2 separate regions of the Mus musculus genome follow, and region 2 is linked to region 1. Evidence: chromatin loops called from intact Hi-C (ENCODE). Cell type or tissue: heart. All regions are shown on one strand.

Region 1 (2,500 bases):
AGAGGTGACAAGATTAAAGCACAAAAACAGGCATTTTCTACGAAGGTGTCACATGGTGGAACAGCTGTATCCTGTGGTCCTGGGGTATTTCTGTATGAATGAGTGTGTCTGCACAAGCTCAGAGCTCAGATGCGTTGTAATTATGCTGGGCATGGTGGTGCCAGCCTCTAACCCCAGCACTCAGAAGGCTGAGTCAGGAACATTAAGGATTCTGGTTAAGCCTGGTCTACAAAGCAAGTTCCAGGCCAATCTGGGCCCAGTGTCAACTTATATTTCACAAATAAATTATGTTTAATAAAAGACTATAGCACTTCAATCTTGAAACAATTCTGAATTTTATTTATACCAAGGTAATAAAAGCTAACCCAGTGATTTGGTAAGAACACTTCAAGTAATGAGCCCAGACTAGGCTAGAAGATTGGTTTTGACTTTCTGTATATGAGTGAGTGTTTGCCTACATGTATATATACATATGTATGTGTGTGTGTGTGTGTATATATATATAGCTAGCATGTGTATGCAGTGTCCCCACAAGCCACAAAAAGTCGCTGTCAATCCCCTGGAGCTAGAGTTAAGAGGCAGTCATGATCTACCATGTGGGCATGTTGGGAACAGAACTCATCCTCCTGTCCCCAGGCTCTTTTCCTAGGTAGCACTTCTGTCCACTGGATCGTTTCTCTTCCATTGTTAAGTCCAAGTTAGCCTAGACTATATTAACATGACTGTAGAACTACCCTACGTTCTTCTTAAAGCATAGGTGCAAAGCCAGATACACACTATACGACAGGTTGCCATTAAGTCACACAGCAGCCATTATTTACATACTGACGGCTGGAAAAATAATGTATCTTGGTTAAGTTTCGCACACTAAGACGATAAATACAAGTTATTTCTTTTTGAGCTTATAATGTCAGGGCTCTATTCAGCCTCATTTACTAACTAAGTGGTTAACTCGTGCGCGAACATGACAATCACTGGTCTAAAGAATCCAATGTTGCATCAGTATTGCAGCCAGCCAGCCTGCAGTTGTGCCACTAGGTGGCACAATTCCACCACAAAGGCCAGTTTAAAAATAAAAATAAAATGTAAAAAACCCCACATGATCAAACTTAAAATATGTAGGTCATGTTTGTTTTGAGACAGGGCCTCATTGCCCAGACTGGCCTGGAACCCATAGTTGTGGTTGGCCCTGAGCACCAATCCTCCTGCCTCTGCTTCATACTGAGCAACAAGTATTTGCCGTCCTATCTGTGGTCACACACACCTTTTGAACCCTCTACAGTGTCAGACTACAGCATCATGTAGACAGACAAAGTGTTAAACAGACAAGTGTGGTTCTAGCTGTGTTGTCAATCAGTTCAGAGATTATTTTTTTAACTGAGCAACATTGAGCGCTTACATACCTATCTTTACTTAACTTATTCCAGAAGTCTAACATTATCTTCTTGCCCTTGTGCTACATGGACTGCAAGTCCACGTGGAGAACCGTCAGTGAAGAGCAGTTCATGGTTTGATCTGTACTCCACAACAGGTCTGACTTTGCTGTGCAATACAGCATACAGCAGGAAATGAACATCAGTGGAGTGGTGCCAACTCAATGTAACTGAATACACAAAGACTGGCAGTGGCTCCCTCTAAAAACATTAAAATGCTGGTTACGGCTTACCGTTAACCAGCTTCCTTTTTGTTATCTCAGGGTTCTGACAGGAGAACATGCTTGCTAACTAGCCCGAAGCACAAGGACACATGGCCAAAAAGAAGAATTAGTGAGAGGCCTCAGAGGGCAGAGGCACTCTCTTGCCTCTTTCCTGGCAACCAGAGATCCATCCTGGGGCCCACAAGCTAGAAGGAAAGAACCATGTTTTCTGTACAATGTTTGTAGACTGAGACCTGTGTGCATGCACAGGCACACAAACGTTTAAAAAAAGATTAAACAAAAAATATCAATGCTGGTGTTCTGTTTGAGCAAGTTATTTTAAGGTCTAAGAAAAACCTTATTGTACCAAAATGAGAGGAGGTAGGCCATCCAAGGATAAGGCAGCAGAGACTGGTTAAGCCTTCCCCTTTTCCTAACTTAGTTAGTAACAGAGGGAGTGGATGAGACAGAGCAGAATGGCACTGAACTAACATACACTGGGTGGTTACACATGGTGACCCCCACCACACACATGTGATTAGTTCTGTTCTACAGATAGGGAAGTGGCTAAATAGCTTGCCTAGAATCATTACTAGATCCGGATGGAAGAGGCTATGACATATTCCATAACCAACCAAGCCATCACCAGAGCAAACGATTCATGACTCATTCCCTAAGTCAAACTCCCTCCACCCAGCTCACAAAGCTTCACAGCTTAATCAGGAACCACATAAAGTGCTGTAACATCTGCTGGTTAGGGGCATGAGGTAAGGGTCTGGGCAGGTAGGGGTTACCTCCACAGGCATTATGCCTCCTCCTACCCACCACTCCCCATGACACTGCCTGAACCATGCTCTGCCAGGC
Region 2 (2,500 bases), 270 kb after region 1:
AGTGAGATAGTCTAGCCCAGACTCCCATGCTGGGCCCTGAACTCAGGCTGAACAGCTGTTCACAAGCCACTGTTTGTTCTCTCTCTCTCTCTCTCTCTCTCTCCTCCTCCTCCTCCTCCTCCTCCTCCTCCTCTCCTCTCTTCTCTCTTCTTCTCCTTCTCCTTCTCCTTCTCCTTCTCCTTCTCCTTCTCCTTCTCCTTCTTCTTCTTCTTCTTCTTCTTCTTCTTCTTCTTCTTCTTCTTCTTCTTCTCCTCCTCCTCCTCCTCCTCCTCCCCCTCCCCTCCCCCCTCCTCCCCTTCCTCCTCCCCCTCCTCCTCCTCCCCCCCTCCTCCCCCTCCCCCCCCTCCTCCTCCTCTTCCTCCTCCATTCACACAGAGTACAATAGCTAAGAGACTTAGTGTCCATTTCCAGCCACAGACATAAGTTTGAATTTTAGTTTTTTTTTTTTTTTTCCAATGTTGAGACAGGGACTCACTTCGTTGATTAGTCTGGCCTCAAACACACACAATGCCTTGGTCCCCCAGGTGTTGGAGTGACAGGCATGTGCCACTATCCCCGAGACAATGTTAATGTTTAAAAATCAGTTTGACCACAGCTGACTTATCACAATCCGAGAAGTGAGCTTCTGCATGTATAAATACATGTCGCCGTGTGCTTACGCCTGGTAGCCCACCCTGCGCAAACCTGTCATTCTAACCCTTGGAAGGCAAAGGCAGGCAGAAGGATCAGGAACACACAAAGCCAGCCTCCGCTACCTAGCAGGGATGCCAGATTGGGCTACTGTCTCTGTCTCAAGGAACAAAACCAAAACAACCCTCCAAAAACAACAACAACAACACTCCCACAAACAATCTAAGCTTCGGTAATAATTTTATTGTGGAGAGTGTGAGTGTCCACGCTTAAGGCTGAGCTGAGCTGTCAGTTCATCGTTTCTATTGTGTCATAGACATGGCGTCCAAGAGTAGGTCACTGACAAAGGTGTGCCCGAGGGCATGTGTGCTCTCTGCTCTGCTCTCTGCAGAATCCTGTCAAAGGGAGATTCATTCTATTGCTGGCACCTGGTCCTATGGCTTGAACAGCTGTGTTCACACTGCCACCTAGTGGTCTCTGCTGAGCATGGCAACACTGGTGCTGACCGAATAAACAGGCTACAGTCTCAGGGAAAGTGGAATGATTTATTCTAGAAAGAAATCTATTTCCATTCTAGAAATTTATCTATTGATCTATTATCTACAGGTCATCAATCAGCCTGTAAATTTACCACCTATCTCTCATCTACTACTCATCAATTAGTCTAACATTTATCATCTATTAGTCATCAATCAACTTATAAATCTATTGATTGGTCATCTTTCTAATTTTTTTTAAAGATTTATTTATTTATTACATATAAGTACACTGTAGCTGTCTTCAGACACACCAGAAGAGGGCGTCAGATCTCGTTACAGATGGTTGTGAGCCACCATGTGGTTGCTGGGATTTGAACTCCGGACCTTTGGAAGAACAGTCGGGTGCTCTTACCCACTGAGCCATCTCACCAGCCCATCTTTCTAATTTTTTTAAACAAGGTCTTTCTAAGTAAACCTGGTTAGTCATGATCCTGCCCCTGCCTCCCAGGATATGGGCACATGCTACAACACCCAGCAGGTCCATAACTCTTAGGTCAAGTCTGCATGTTAGTCAGGATATACTACGGGTCCAAGACACCTGTGAACATTCCACAGGAGGGAAGCCAGGCACCAAGGGGTCCTTCTATATGAGCCCATGTTCTGGACCAGGCCCCGAGACAGATACCAGTGCAGCGGAGGGGAAGGGTAGAAGTGCCAGGAGCAGACGGGCCTTCTGGACTCCATTCTGTTTTGATCTGTGTAACGTAACCACCCCAGTGGAATCATGTAAACACGCCATGATGGTGAGAGTTGAGATCTGTGCCATAAAATTTATGTTGCTCATAAAATGAAAAACCTAATAACAAAATCTGAAATCCAGGAAGGAGACCCGTGACCAGGCAATGGGACCGAGCCGGCCATTATCCCCTGCAAACCAGGATGTGGGGAAAGCATAAGTCAGACCACATGGTGTCCTGCCTATAGTCTCCCAGGTCTTTTCAAGAGATTTAAAATAAAATCCCCAACCCAAGGTCAACTGCGCTCCATGTGTCCCTCTCACATTAGCCTTGGTCCCCGGCACTCCCTTAAGGTTTCTTTGTCCCACTCCTTGGACATTTTTATGCTCTCTTGTCCCTCCTTAGAACACTTTCTCCGGCCTCCATCCTTCTATCTGAGCCACCAGATCACCCAGAGCAGCATGGGATCCCAATCCTTCCTCTTAGCCTATCTCCCCAGACTGGCCCAAGGACAGTGGCCTCTGGCTCTGAAAAATCAGAGCCATGACTTATATTAAAAGCTACAATTTCTTCAGCCAGATATGGTGGCACATGTTTGTGAGATGGCACATGTTGGAGACTGAGGCAGGAGGGTTGCCAAGAGTTCAAGGTCAA

What was found. Peaks named below come from ENCODE experiments on the same cell type or tissue, not always from the same donor. Only the 100,000 strongest peaks of a DNase experiment are listed, where the experiment ranks them.
Region 2: it touches region 1 in a loop (4-fold over the local background); 17 of 42 quality-filtered maps call a loop at or near these places.

Annotation. Positions count from the first base shown.
Region 1 is chr2:166,044,946-166,047,445 of GRCm38, reverse strand. The region is part of intron 2 of Ncoa3 (nuclear receptor coactivator 3); the gene reads right to left. Among named protein-coding and RNA genes, the nearest start is that of Ncoa3, 54 kb to the right of the region's middle. In heart, a CTCF peak has its summit at 1,041 (motif pointing right); a DNase peak (open chromatin) is centred at 1,175; H3K27ac peaks cover 339 bases.
Region 2 is chr2:165,777,681-165,780,180 of GRCm38, reverse strand. No RefSeq gene overlaps it. Among named protein-coding and RNA genes, the nearest start is that of Gm29993, 47 kb to the right of the region's middle. In heart, a CTCF peak has its summit at 1,099 (motif pointing left); a DNase peak (open chromatin) is centred at 1,070.